Regions from separate parts of the Homo sapiens genome. Here region 2 is linked to region 1. A link is a contact called in ENCODE Hi-C or POLR2A ChIA-PET data. All regions are on one chromosome and are shown on one strand. Each heading gives the region's core, a stretch centred on a gene start or an enhancer-like site at or near the end of the contact. The rest is flanking DNA. Distances are from core to core; before and after follow the strand shown.

Region 1 (7,337 bases), core at 3,441-5,940:
GTCCACCACCTTGCCTGGCTAATTTTTGTATTTTTAGTAGAGACAGGGTTTCACCATGTTGGCCAGGCTGGTCTTGAACTCCTGACCTCAGGCAATCCGCCTGCCTTGGCCTCCCAAAATTCTGGGATTACAGGCATGAACCACCATGCCCGGCCTGTCGTGGGCTTTTGTAAACTTTTTTTCCAGTTCTGATTTATTCTACCAGCAAGTGCATGAGATAGTCAGCTTGGGATGTCTTCTCAGGGGTTAATGGGGAAGATAGGGAGGCCTGTTAGGACCATGGCATTGGAGGTCTTTTTTGCTTTGACTTTTGTGTGGGTTATAAGCACAAACACCCCCACTATTCTCTCCAGTGTCCTTCACTTGTACTTGTGAAAGATGCATTTGCAAACTGCCTGAGGAGGTGACAGAGCAGGCTGTGGAAGGGAATGCTGGGATTCAGTGCAGTGGGTCCTAGTTAAAGATGAGCCAGGCAGCATAAAGATGGGGGCAGAAGAATGAAATGTGTGCCATAACTCCCTGCCTGTCTTTAGGTGCATCCGTTCTCCAGTTCTGCCTTACTTCCTTGCCTTTGCTTCCCTGGCTTGCCTTCCTCGCCTTTCATTACAGTCAATAAAGTTCTTTTCGTCAGCGTGTGTTCACCCCTCTTCCCCCTGCTGTTTTTCATGCTTGCTCATAGTTGTTTCAACTCTCTTACCACCTTATCACTTAGTAAGCAAAGACCCTTTTGCTTACTGGGCGCCACTCTTGGCCTCAGCTGTTTCTTTCTGTGTGACCTCTGGGAAGTTACTTATCTGATCTGAGTCTTGGCGTCATCATTGAATAGGGGCCTAGCACTTCCTGCCGTGCCACCCATGGCACAGTTGGAGTGAGAATGAGATCAGATGTGGTGCACGGGGTCTTGGAGTGTACTCTGACCGCATGTGTCATTTTCACAAAACAACTTGCGCAACTCCATGAAAAAATGGGCAGACCACATCGCATTAACTTTAACTCTCCTTTTTAAAAATTTGTCTTGTAGCCTGTGATGATGAGTGTGTAGGTGTGCTGCTGAATGACTTGGATGAGATTGGTGATGCCGTTCTTTCTCTGAACCTCACTGGCATTATCCCTGTCCCATATGGAATTTTGTCAAACCTGGAAAATACAACTAAATATCTCCAGGTAGGTACTGGAAATACAGAGATGAACAGACACTTGTATCATTAAGGGATATAGTCATTGGGAATGGTGGGAGTCATTCCATGTGTCCTCCCCACATTGTGAGAGCCCAACTTCCATCAGCCCCTGCGGGCAGGTGTCCAGTCTTTCCTTGACTGTGACCAGTGACAGGCACTTACTTACTTATCTCACACGCTAGCTTGTTTCACGGTGGGACAGCTCTCATCATTTCAGTGCTCTCTGGAGGACTCCTCATCAATGCTGCCCTCTGTGGCCCTCATTCTGCCTTTTGGGATAAGGCCAAGTCCACTTGCTCTTCTGTAAGACAACTTTGGGTATTTGCAAACAGCTGCCCTATTAGAAAAGCAGAAAATAGGCCAGGCACGGTGGCTCACACCTGTAATCCCAGCATCCCAGCACTTTGGGGGGCCAAGGCGGGTGGATCACGAGGTCAAGAGATCGAGACCATCCTGGCCAACGTGGTGAAACCCCATCTCTACCAAAAATACAAAAATTAGCTGGATGTGGTGGCGCGTGCCTGTAGTCCCAGCTACCTGGGAGGCTGAGGCAGGAGAATTGCTTGAACCTGGGAGGTGGAGGTTGCAGTGAGCCGAGATCACACCACTGCACTCCAGCCTGGCGACAGAGCAAGACTCCATCTCAGAAAAAGAAAAAGAAAAAGAAAAAGAGAAGAAAAGCAGAAAATAAATCTGAACAGTATCTTCTTTAAGGTATATTATTTTTAAAGTGTATTATTCTTCACTGCACTAAAGTTGCAGGGCACAAAATCTCTCCTCCCTGGAAGGCTACATTAAATGTCTGGCAGTAAATCATAGTTTTATGTTTTCATCAACAGAGCCTGGGTCAAAAAAGGGTGAGGAGTTAAGAAATTAACTTAGTAGACAGCATCCTACTATAGCACTTATTTATTTTTATTATCTTATTTATTTATTTTATTATTTTTTTGAGACAGGGTCTCCCTCAGTCACCCAGGTTGGCATGCAGTGGCGCAGTCATGGCCCACTGCAGCCTTAACCTCCATAGCTCAAGGGATCCTCCTGCCTTAGCCTCCCAAGTAGCTGAGACTACAGGCACACACCACCATGCCTGGCTAGTTCTTTTATTTTTATTTTTAATAGAGATGAGCTCTCACTATGTTGTGCAGGCTGGTCTTGAACTCCTAAGCTCAAGAGAACCTCCCACCTTGACCTCTCAAATTTCTGGGATTATAGGCATGAGCTACCACGCCCGACCTACTTTTAATTCTAATTGGAAAACAGTGTGATTCTTAAATTTTGCTTTATATATGCGTTAGAATTTGACATAATCTATGCAGTGCACCAGGTAGCAATAAAAGGGATGGCCATTCCTAAATGCCTTTTCTTAGATAAGAGTTTTCCTCAAACTTAGGACTTCCTTAGGTGTGTGCGTGTGTTTATGTGTGCGCTGGGATGGGGCTGGTTCTTGAATCCGTCTTGATTTGCAGTGGTCTTTTCTCTATAATGGTAGTTCAGAAAGGTTAGGGACCTCTAAGAGATGTTTTTATGTTATACTTTCCTCAAACGTCACAAAGTGTTTTTGAAAAATGAGAGCTTTTACCTCTATAAAAAAAAGAATATTTAACTTTTTTTTCCAATCACTATATACACGATCAGTATAATATCTGCCAGTCTTGGTCCCAGGGATATAACTATTTTATATATATCAAATAAGACAAATATTTGATTTAAATTTTAACTCATTTTGAATGATTTGCTCTAAATAAACCACTTGTCCGTTTTCTTTAAATAACTTTTTGTGTTTATGTAAAGTATTCATCAAGTTTTAAGGTTGAAATAAAATTATACAAGAAATTAGAAGGCTGTTGGCATAAATTAAGCACTTTATTTTTCTTTATTTTTAGTATTTATAAAGTCTTTCTTTATTGAATTCTTTTGTAGTTTAGCCTAAAAGGCATTTTTTTCTTAGGTGTTGCAATTATAGTTAAATTTGTGTGACTCTGCTATTGAGATAAAGCCAGACTTTTATCTGAGAATTGCAGCAGTATCAGATTCTGCTGAACACAACAGATTTTAAATTTATATCTATATCAGAAATATAATGCAAAGGATGGCAGTGTAGAATCATGTCGCTATAATCGAAACCTAAGTAAATGTGATCCATTTTTTTTTAAAATGACAGTTCCAAGGAAAGAAGAATTTCTTTCTGTGAACAAAAAAGAAATGCAAGTGCTTCTTAGTTAAGAATCAGAACATTTTACTTCGAAGCATTGTAATTTGTTTCCTCCATTCTTCCTAGGAATCTTTATTAAAAGAAAATATGCAAAAGGACCTGGGAAAAATTAAGCTTGAAGGTGTTGCAGAAGAAACGGACAACCTGCAAAAGAAGGTAAATTCTTTCCATAACCAACCAACCTTCCTCCTGGTCCCTCCCATCAGCCCTCCTGAGCAGTTGCCTTGGGGCTGTCTGGAAGGTTCTGATTAGATCATGCCAGCCTCTTCCTCCCACGAGCTGTGCTCCAGGTACTTAATCATCAAATTGGTTTTGACCCTGCCAGTTTCTGTGGTTTAGTGGGAAAAGGCTCCCGACTTAATGTCTGTTGTCATCTCTGCTGAGGACAGAGTTGGGCAGTCTCTTGGCTCTGACTTTCATTTTCTCCTCTGAAACAAAGGTGGGGCGGGGATGAAAAGATTGCTGAGGTTTCTTCCTTCTCCTAAATTCATTCAGTAACGAAGTACACGGTGAGCCCAAAAGCACGGACTGAACATCAGTAATGCTCTCTGCAGCTTGCTGGGTGGAGCAGGGAGGGCACAGACCTCATGATGAGGCATCTGTGCAAACTTCAGGCTTCAGGCTGGGGTGGTTCTGATTTTAGGGCCCTGAATGGCAAGTGAGCTTGTTTTTCTGTCATCAGGGAATTATTTATTCTGTTTAGCCTGTGCCAGAGGAATGGCATTTAGTGACCTAAAAAAGAATCTCCCCTTCTGCAGATGGTGAGGAAGGATTATTGTCAAATTTACTGTTTTTTCATTTATGAATTTTGTATGTGTGTGTGTGTGTGTGTGTGTGTGTCTGTACTGTGATGGTGTATCTATACATATGGATGTCTAATCTCCATCAACACATGCACACATACACAAACATCACCCTAGGAAGTATAGTTTGGCTCCTGTTAATTTAGAATTAACGATGTTTTGGAAAGAGTTGAAGGGTTTAAGTTTGGGTTTAAGTACCTCATCAAGCAAACATTTGGTTGGAAATAGGCTGATTAAAATAAATTCTCTGTATCCGTTATTCTCTTTGGTCTTGACTAGAAAACACCAAACTCAGACTGGGTTACTCTACATTCTTGGAAATTACAAACAACCTTTCCTTTAACAAAGAGTAAAAATCCCAGTAGAAATAACAGCTGAGGACAGCTAAGTGTCAGCCTCTGGGCTGCTGACTTCCTGGCTCTCGTCTTGTGTAGTTCTCGTAGCAGCCCTGGGAGGTAAGCGTTGCTGTTTCCCAAGTGTTACAGACAATGCTTGGAGATGTCTGGGCCTGTCCACAGCCTGGAGAATCAGGTCTAAAATCAGCTTGCCTGACTCCGTGTTCTTAACTCCTAGAGACTAACATCTCATAGGCCATACAAATCAGTAAGGTTTACTTTCTATATTCTGTATATTTGGGTTTTAAAGTGAATCGAGGGCCCTCACAGTATAGCCACTAGGAGAATCTGTAGTTTAATACACAATTAGCCTGCTTTTAAAAACATACCCATCTTTTCTTATGCTGAGTGAGTTGTAAATTATTTCATTAACTACTTAGTCCATTTCTAACCCCAAAATATTAAGCTCGGCTTGCATGATAATGCTCATCTTTACTCTATATTCTGGAATATATGTTGTTGCTTATAAGCGGCAACAGTGGAATATTACAACTTGCGTATTATTTAAAGTCAAACTAATTACTTAAAGTCAAACTAACCTGAGACTTTATTTTTCCACCAGCTCACTAGGATGTTAGCGAGTACCCAAAAGGTGAATAGGGCAACTGAGAGAATCTTCAAGGAGAGTCAAGACCTGGCCATAGCCATTGAGAGGCTGCAGATGAGCATCACAGGTAGTGTGGGCAGTGTCTAGTTTGAAGTATCTGTGCTTATCTAGTAAGAAGTCACCATTGCTTTATTAAACATATGAATAGATGTATATCTCTTGCATCGGGTTTCCGGAACCAGAGGGGCTGGAATAGTTTGGGGATCCTGAGATGTGCAAACTTTAGTCTTTGACTGAGAGTTTTAGCTTTAAAAAAATGCATATTTCTTTTTTTATTTTCTGCATTATGCCTAAAACTTAGATCCTAATTCTCAAGCCCTGTTATGGTAAAGTTAGTATGGTAGCTCTCCATCCATTTGCCCAGAATAGGAGCTGACAGGATTTGGGACTTCAGTTAGGTACCAAGTATATCCATCACATTAGAATAATTTAATCACTTCTCAGTTGGGTGTGCTGTGGCTTTTAGCATACTATTTTCAGTTTTCTGGCTACCAGAAACATATGATCGCTCTTCTTTTTATATTATAGTGTAAGGGCTTAAAAAGTACAGAATCCAATAAAAATCAGACTTTATAGGGCAAAAGGTAAGGAAATTATTAGAACAAAGTATACTTAATAAAAAAAGTAGGATCAAGCATTGGTGGTTTATTTATGCAGTAAATATTTATTGAGAACATTTATTTTTCATGTGCAGATGTCTCTGCCAGGTACAAGGAAATGCTGAGGTTGACACCATGTCCTTGCCTTTAGGGAGTTTATTGGTGCATGAGAAGACTTTGAAATAGACCAGTAATCCCAAGTTCATGAATGTTTAGTTAGGGGATGTGCAGAGTACACTGGGATATGCCAGGTGGCCTGGCCTGACATGGAGGTCCAACTCAGCTTAGGTAAACAGAGCAGTCCTCAGCAGAGAAGTTTCTAAGTTCTTCACTTGGTACTAGCCACTTTTGAGAGGCTTATTAAATAATTGATGAATTTTCTCCATAGAAATTATGGAAAAGACAACTTTAAATCAGACTTTGGATGAAGATTTCCTACTACCCAATTCTACTCTTCAGAACATGCAACAGAATGGTACATCTTTGCTAGAAATCATGCAGATAAGAGACTTCACACAGTTGCACCAAAATGCCACCCTTGAACTCAAGTAAGTTTCTAATTACTGTGTGCAATGCAACCAAGTAGAGAGAGAAACTTGCACGCTATCTCCAAAGGAGAAGGAGGCATCGTGGAAGAAAAGTGCTCACTGGAAATGAAATATCCTAAGAGAGGAGAAGGGGCCCTGTGGTCAAGTAAATGAAGAGATGGGTACTGACCCCTCCAAATATAGAAAGGTGTAATCTGTGCAGTCAGTGTAATCTATCTTTGTGCTATCATGCGGTAGCTTCTGTCCTTTTCTGTGATTCCGGGATGTTTCCACTTAGCACAAACAGCATAGCCTCATGGTACTGTAGATCAAGGATAAGGCAGTAAACTCTCATAGAAAAAAATCGTTGGTGGCCACCCATACCATGAACTCTAAGACAGGTCAATGTTATGCCAGAATAATTGAGCTTAGTTATATAAAAAAGTATAGTTACATTGAAACCCACGATGTGAAGTGACACAGAGATCACAAAGCATTCTTACATACAGTCACAAGGAGTTTGGAGTTTCCTTTCCAGCTTTTATCTTAGCATTTCCACACAGGTATTACTTGATATACTAGCACAGGCTGTCTCTCTGCAGGTTGTAATGAATGTCTGAAGTGCTGTTATAAATAGTTACATGATACTTTATTAAAACTCTACTCTGGACGTTACTATCTAAACTATAATCTAATGAAATGATATAGTCATGTGAGATATTTAAACTTTAATATTTTGCTATTTTAAATTATGTTGTGAGGGACTTCTTATTCAAATGTTTTATATCTTTTTCTATATTGAAATATCAAATATTTATTTATACTGTATATATCTCTTCTTTTTCTGTATTTCAGATTATTTTCAGGGTAGATATTAAGAAGTAGAATTATTGGCTGGGCGTGGTGGCTCACGCATGTAATCCCAGCACTTTGGGAGGCTGAGGCGGGCAGATCATCTGGGATCAGGAGTTCAAAACCAGCCTGGCCAACAAGGCAAAACCCGTCTCTACTAA
Region 2 (7,337 bases), core at 2,666-5,165, 44 kb before region 1:
ATGTTTGGGCTTCCTGGCTTGGGATCATCTTATCTTCCTCAAACCTAACCCCCACCCCCATGCACAAAATCATCGTAATAGTCCCATCTTGAGTAAAAAGCCAATACCTTCTTATTTATACTATTGCCAACATTGCTGTTATTTCTAGTAAGAGAATCCAGGGCAACCTCTGCCTTTCAGGTGTCTCCTTATGAGGATGAGCCTTGCCGCCCCTGTAATTGTGACCCTGTGGGGTCCCTCAGTTCTGTCTGTATTAAGGATGACCTCCATTCTGACTTACACAATGGTAAGTACTTGATTCACTTTTGTGCTTGTAATTGATTTTGTGTGTGTGTGGAAGATTTGCACATACTGGAACTAATGGTAATAGCCAGTTGGTAACATGATTATTGATTCTTTTGTTCACCAAGTACGTATCAAGCACCTACTATGTGTCAGGCAGTTTTTGAGGACCTGGGAATGTGTACTTAACAAGGTAGTCAAAGTCCTTGCTCACAAAAACACTAAACAAACAGGTACATGGGTAATATAATGCCAGGTCGAGAGGTAGTGTCATGGACATAAAGCAAAATTAGGACTCATGAATGGAGGGAGATGGGGTAATGAGGTGACAATGTTGGGGTGATGAAATGACATTTGAGCAGATAATTGAGCATTTGGTGAAGGAAGAAATAAGGCCCAGTTTAAAGCCATGCGTGGAACACAGTAAATAGCAATTGCTCTCCTTAGCTTTTAGAAGACATTTGGAGGGCTTTTGCATAAATCATCTCACAGATCAAGCAAGTCCTCCCATTAACTTGGTAAATGTCAGAGTTCTCTTTCCGTTTCAAAAACTGGCAAATTGACTTGCAAATACCAGAGTCTCCTGAATAGGTTGCGTCTGTTCAAAGACTCTTGTGACCCCATCAAGTTCTCAGCCACTGGCAGTTAAAATGGATATCGACCAGTAGGGATGGGTGGGCCCCCCAGCGATGGGGAGGGTAAATTACCCAACTGAATTGATTCTTACGTGCACCTGGTGAGGGGATGATGACGATGATAATAATGAAGATGATGATGGTGATAGTGGTGGTGACATTTACCCTCAATTGAGTTCATTTAAAAAAATATATCATTTAAACTTTGCAACCATAGCAGATAGAAATTACTTAACCCACTTTGCTGTAGCTCAGAGCAGTCAAGAAGGTTAACTGCCTGAAGGTTTCAAAACTGACATTAAAAGCAAAGATAGTGCTTGCTGCTCTCTGCCACTTGCCTCTGTGCTTTTTTTTTTTTACAAAACAGTTTTATAATTTACAACGATACAGTTCTCCCATTTGAAGTCTACAATTCATTGTTTTGGTGTATTGGTGCAACCATCACCACAATCTAAGAGTCGAACATTTTCATCATCCCATAAAGAAGCCCCTTACAAACTAGCTGTCACTTCTTACTTTCCTCCAGCCCCTTCTCCCGGCCCCTGGCAATCGTTAATTACCTTTTTCTTTGCAGATTTACCTATTCTGAACTTAGAAATGGAACCATATATGTTGGTTTTTGGTGACTGGCTTCTTTCATTTAGTATAATGTTTTCAAGGTCATCCGTGTTGTACCATGTATCAGTATTTCAACCCTTTTTATTACCAAATAATATTTCATAGTATGGACATACCATGTTTCATATATCCATTCATCAGTTGATGAACATTTGAATTGTTTCTACTTTGGGGCCATTATGAACAATGCTACTAGGGACTTTTGTGGGTGTATGTTTTCATTATTTTATTGGGTGTTTACTTAGGAGTGCAGTTGCTGGATCTTATGGCAACTCTATAACTTAACATTTTGAAGAAGTGTCAAAAGGTTTTCCAAAGTCACTCTACCATTTTATATTCCCAGCTCCCTCCACGGGTTTCATCTCTGTTTTCTTTCTTTAAACAAGGAATTGGCAAACTATGGCCCATGGGCCAAATCCAGCACACTGTCTGTTCTTATGAATAAAGTTTTATTGGAATGGAGATATAGCCATTTGCCTGTGTATTCTCTATGGCTGTGTTCGAACAATAATGGCTGAGCTGAGCAGCTGCAAATGAGACTCTGAGGCCAAAAAGCCTAAAATAGATACCCTCTGACCCTTTACAGAAAACATTTGCCAACCCCTGCTTTAAACCTCTTTTGCCTTCATGTTGGGTCATTGCCATTGTTGTCTTTCTAGGGAAGCAGCCAGGTCAGTGCCCATGTAAGGAAGGTTATACAGGAGAAAAATGTGATCGCTGCCAACTTGGCTATAAGGATTACCCGACCTGTGTCTCCTGTGGGTGCAACCCAGTGGGCAGTGCCAGTGATGAGCCCTGCACAGGGCCCTGTGTTTGTAAGGTAAGTGGGGAGGTCAGAGACACCCCTGAGCTTCCTTTGAGCTTCTCTGGAAAAGGAGTGTTTTCCATTGGCTCCAATGATCAGTTCTTGAGCAAAGTGGTAAGGTTTAAGCAGAACTCCCCTTGCCCCTTCTCTCCAAGCCACACCGAGTTGGCTGTATTATATATGCTTGGACTCACATGGGCATCTGGCTTCTTTTTTTGTACCTCTGGTAATGGTGATATATTCCAGAGGCATTTCTGTGACTTCTTAGAGGACACCAAACACTGCATACCTTTATATTCCCACCTCCTCTGTGGGCCTCATCTCTGTTTTCTTTCTTTAAACCAGGACTTGGTAAACTATGGCTCGTGGGCCAAATCTGACACACTGCCTGTTTTGTGAATAAAGTTTTATTGGAACAGAGCTGTATCCATTTGCTTATGTATTTTCTATGACTATGTTCAACCAATAAAGGCTGAGTTGAGTAGTTGCAAAAGAGATGCTGTTGACCCCTAGCTTAATTCTATGGTATTCTTTTCCAGCTTTGTATTCGGAAGAGAACCAGATTAACATTAAATTTCTGAGAACACCAATTAAACGCAGATATGCTATTTTGAGTGTCTGTTAAAAAGGAGTTGAATAGTCATAAGAAATGCATTAATATGGTGCCAGTGAGGGGTTTTATTTGGCCTTACAATATTAATAACAATTTCTTCATAATTCATAGGACATTCCATTGTACCTATGTGCTTATTCCCACCTGTGCAGTCTTAGGCACATGTTATATACTACTGGAAATAATCTTGAGCATTTATGAATAAGAGAAAATTCTATAGCTCTCTTCAGATTTTGAAATGCTGGAAAGATCAGTAAAAAAATGAAAAATTTAAAACAAAACAAAACAATTTAAATGGAATGACCGAGTTCTAAGATCTCCAGCCTTGTTCTTGAGTACAAAATCAAATTATATATAATTCAAAATCTCTATTCTGGAAATATTGACTTTATGAGGCCTCACCTTTACTTTGGACGTTTATTCACCTGTCTCTGTGGATCACCGAACACCTATCTTGTTAATGTCATTTTATTCTCTCTGGACAGACACATTGGTTTCAAAAGCTAATCTTTTACCCTAACTTACAGGAAAACGTTGAGGGGAAGGCCTGTGATCGCTGCAAGCCAGGATTCTATAACTTGAAGGAAAAAAACCCCCGGGGCTGCTCCGAGTGCTTCTGCTTTGGCGTTTCTGATGTCTGCAGCAGCCTCTCTTGGCCTGTTGGTCAGGTGGGAGGCGCCATCTGCGCGGCGGGATTTAATGAGCAGGTCGTATTGCACAAGCTTGGCACGAGCTGTGTGAGGAGGAAATGAGGATGACTTCCCGTGACACCACTCTCATCGCTATGCAATGATACTGACGTGGGTCAAAGGCAGCCGTCTGCCTCTCAAGATTCTTTATAGGTCATGTGCTTACTCCCACACACATTTCTCTATGGAAAAAACAGGATGATGTGGCACTAGAGAACACGTCTTGTTTCAATTTCTTCTGTGGGGAAATGGATTGGGTGGGGAGGTCGGCTCTCCCTCCGCCCGCCCCTGCTGCTCTCAGGCCTGGGAGCCCAGAGGGCCGTGGGGCCATGGGGATTTTCCAGCTCAAAGACGCTAAGGAGTAGGAGGCCCTCCAGTGGCGAGGGTGGGAACAGCGGCACGTGGTGCAGGGTTTAGGAATGCAGGCCAAGTTGTTTCCGGAACAGGGAGTTCTGGGGTGATGGGTTCAACAGGGGTGTCCAGTGGTGGCTAGGAGAGGTGGAGATGGTGTGATGGCTGCAGGCAAGGGAGGAGCTGCTCGGTAGGGACTTACCCAGCAGTGACTGCTGTGGACACCACGCTGGGGGGAGTACCATCACCTCTATGTCGGTGACGCATTGGGAGTATAAGATCTAGAGGTTATCTTTGTACATTTTTCAACATTTGGGTAAAAAGCAGGGGGCAACGAAGAAGAGGGAGTCAGACTTAGCAAGAGACATTTTGCTGAATGCATTTATGATGTTCTTTGTTGTTTTAAATCTAAAATCTATACCCATGGCCTTTATGGTTTTGCTCATTTATTTGCTTATACTGGATCTGGATTTGGAGTAGTGAGACTTGTTCTCAGGTCCTCCTGGTCCTTTACAAGTGGAAGGGTCAAGGGTCATGAGGTTCAGCAGCCACAGGTGTTATGTTAATGCCATCCCTAGAGAAGCTTTCTGGCCCATTTCTTCATTGTGAAAATATTACTGCTGCACTGGGTGAAATCTAAGGTAAGTTCTATTTCATACTTCAAAATTCTTGAATTTGTTTTTAAGGTAAACAGTATGTCCGGGTGGCTGGTCACCGACTTGATCAGTCCCAGGAAGATCCCGTCTCAGCAAGATGCACTAGGCGGGCGCCATCAGGTCAGCATCAACAACACCGCGGTCATGCAGAGACTGGCTCCCAAGTACTACTGGGCAGCCCCCGAGGCCTACCTTGGAAATAAGGTGCGTGTGACCCTGCAGGTAGCGATGTCTCAGATGAAGATCTCAGGGAACACTGAGAAAGAACTTGCGCTGCCTGCATTTTAGGTAGTCTCATAGGGCACCTGAGTGTTGGACAGCATTTCATAGCCTGTACTTGCATCTGATGATACAAAGAAGGTTTTCTAGCCTTGTTAGACTTTATGTTGTATTATTCAAATAAGAACTTCTGCTCTTCTGGTCTGGTTCCTGAGCAGTGTGTTTGGTGAAGTCTCATCCCCGTCTCTGAGATAAACTTTCTGGGTCCCTGGATCACTTGTTTATGAAGTGTTCCTCACATTCCCGCTTTGTTTAGTTTGCCATAGGCTCAGCTTAGAGCCTCCATGGCTTAGTGGAGGGCCTGGCATACAAGAAACAACCCAGGGAAGGTTCCAGCAATGGGACTGCTGTGCTGCTCCCTCACTTTGAGTACCGTGGCAGGCTGTGCTCATCTGAAGCTCACATTTAGGAACAGATGGAATACTTTCTGCTTTTGTTATATTTCAAGAAAATGCAAACTGGTGATTCTGCAATGTGGAGGTTGGTTTGTAGGCTTGGGCCTTCCTTGCAATGATGTGTTCCCATTCCCCCCTCCCCACTTATGCCGCATCTCTCCAGATTCTGATTGATACGAAAATTTATTCCCGAGAATGCATCTCAATTATTATAGCTCCCTGCTTACCTTCCCGGGTTTTTGGTTTTGTTTTGTTTTAAAGTAATGGCATACAGGCATGCTAGTGTAGTCTTGTAGCTTGGTACGCTTCTATTTAATTTGATGATATTTTCATTTTAAAACTTGTTTTGTATATTTTTAAGGAGTATTTATTTTTGAAAATTATTTTTTTCTCAAATTATAATCCTAGAACATGTGCTCTATTGATATGATTTTATCAACAGAGTTCAATGATTTTTTTTTCTCTTGATATCACTTCTCCAATTTTATGGTGCAAAGTTGGGTTCTGAACAATATATTGCTGTCATATACCCATCAGAAAGAAAATCTTAATTTTATATTGAAGGACATCTAATCAGAAGAAACACCTTTAGTCCTTTCTCTAACTAGCAAATCAGACATATTCTTTGTTGTCCTATGAGGAGGATGCTGAAATGAAAATGTGGAGATTGTAGACATGGGTCAAACTCCTCATCCCCTAAATTACTTAACCGAAGTAAATATCTATTGTGTGATTAACAAAAGTTTATAGTAATTTGCCTTGTGGTCTCTAACAAAGAGTACATTTTTCTTCTGTGCTTTCAAACAGTGTCCTGCATGTTGGTAATATTGATTAACCAAAATGTTTATGAATATACTCCCCTTTCACTGCCTTTAATGTGAATTTCCTTGTCTGTCATGGTCAAGGGGATAGTTGTAGCCTAGTTGTTTGCAGATGGATCCCAGTGACCACTTCCTCTTACTTGATTGTTGCTGTGATTGTCTTCCCCTTTCGTGTTCATTCTCGCTTAAACATTTCAGCTGACTGCGTTTGGCGGATTCCTGAAATACACGGTGTCCTACGATATTCCGGTAGAGACGGTAGACAGTAACCTCATGTCGCATGCTGACGTCATCATTAAGGTGATTGTTTTTGCTTTGATTCTGCTATAGAGCTTAGGGCTTAGTGGGCTGATAGTTTATGACTGAAAGTTACTAGGTGAGGACATCCCAGCAAGGAGCTGGTGGCCAGGTGGCCATTCAGTAGACCCTGGACTTGCGTGGGGACTACTGAGATGGTGAGTGTGAGAATCTGTCTTTGAGCCCATTTCTGGAGTTGCCTCAGGACAGCACCCGCCACTCTTCTCTTCATCTCCAGGGTGTACCCATCTTTTCACATTTAAAAAGAAAGGGAGCTGGGCTTGGTGGCTCATGCTTATAATGTAAGTGCTTTGGGAGGCTGAGACAGGAGGATTGTTTGAAGCCAGGAGTTTGAGACCAGTCTGGGCAACATAGTGAGACCCCCGTCTCTCAAAAAATATTAGCCAGGCACCGTGGCACGTGCCTGTAATCCCAGGTACTCGGGAGGGTGAGGCAGGAGGATGGCTTGAGCCCAGGAGTTCAAGGTTATAGTGAGCTGTGATTGCACCACTGCACTCCAACCTGGGTGACAGAGAGAGAGCCTATCTCAAAAAAAAAAAAATTTTAAGTAAAAAGGAGACAAATTTTTGCTCTGACCTTGAATCTTCTTTTTGAAGTCTCTTCTTCCCTGTGCCACTTTGCCTCTCAGATGAATGGATTAGGCAGTACTTGGCGGTCTGAGGACAGTAGACGTGTTGCCATACTTGTCCTCAGCCTCTGTCCCTATCCCCACATCCTCAGTCTCCATAAAAAGATCCAGCTCAGTCAGGAGGACTCCCCAAGTGGTAATGTCCCAGGGTCTGGGGCATGTCTGGGCAGAAACCACTCCAGGTTCTTGTCTCTCATGTCCTTTCACCTGGAGCTATCTTCACCTCCATCTCCAGCCTGACCAATTG

Evidence for each region. Hi-C counts contacts between places; a loop is a spot of excess contacts on that map. ChIA-PET counts read pairs that join two places held with the same protein, here RNA polymerase II (POLR2A). Pooled maps may share reads with other maps.
Region 2: a map of mammary epithelial cell shows a loop between it and region 1 (6-fold over the local background). The contact joins two enhancer-like sites. A Hi-C loop is called at or near these places in 4 of 168 maps with a recorded cell type or tissue (MCF 10A, heart right ventricle, lower leg skin and 1 more), 2 of 37 single-sample maps with no recorded cell type and 1 of 50 pooled maps. POLR2A ChIA-PET finds 5 or more read pairs at or near these places in 2 of 52 experiments (MCF 10A and PC-9).

The regions. Positions count from the first base shown.
Region 1 is chr18:6,991,569-6,998,905 of GRCh38, reverse strand. It overlaps LAMA1 (laminin subunit alpha 1), which reads left to right. Exons shown (of 63, transcript NM_005559.4): 33 at 1,022-1,164; 34 at 3,460-3,549; 35 at 5,154-5,265; 36 at 6,186-6,345. Among named protein-coding and RNA genes, the nearest start is that of LINC00668, 65 kb to the right of the region's middle. Within about 2 kb of position 4,690, at least 4 of the 41 ENCODE cell types and tissues checked have a DNase peak (open chromatin) inside an H3K27ac peak, as active enhancers do; they include mammary epithelial cell, where a contact is called at or near this core.
Region 2 is chr18:7,035,094-7,042,430 of GRCh38, reverse strand. It overlaps LAMA1 (laminin subunit alpha 1), which reads left to right. Exons shown (of 63, transcript NM_005559.4): 9 at 181-286; 10 at 2,195-2,355; 11 at 3,481-3,621; 12 at 4,680-4,853; 13 at 6,343-6,444. Among named protein-coding and RNA genes, the nearest start is that of LAMA1, 79 kb to the left of the region's middle. RefSeq lists enhancers at 3,329-3,829, 3,827-4,121, 3,085-4,284, 3,830-4,330, 6,544-7,337. Within about 2 kb of position 3,915, at least 15 of the 41 ENCODE cell types and tissues checked have a DNase peak (open chromatin) inside an H3K27ac peak, as active enhancers do; they include mammary epithelial cell, where a contact is called at or near this core.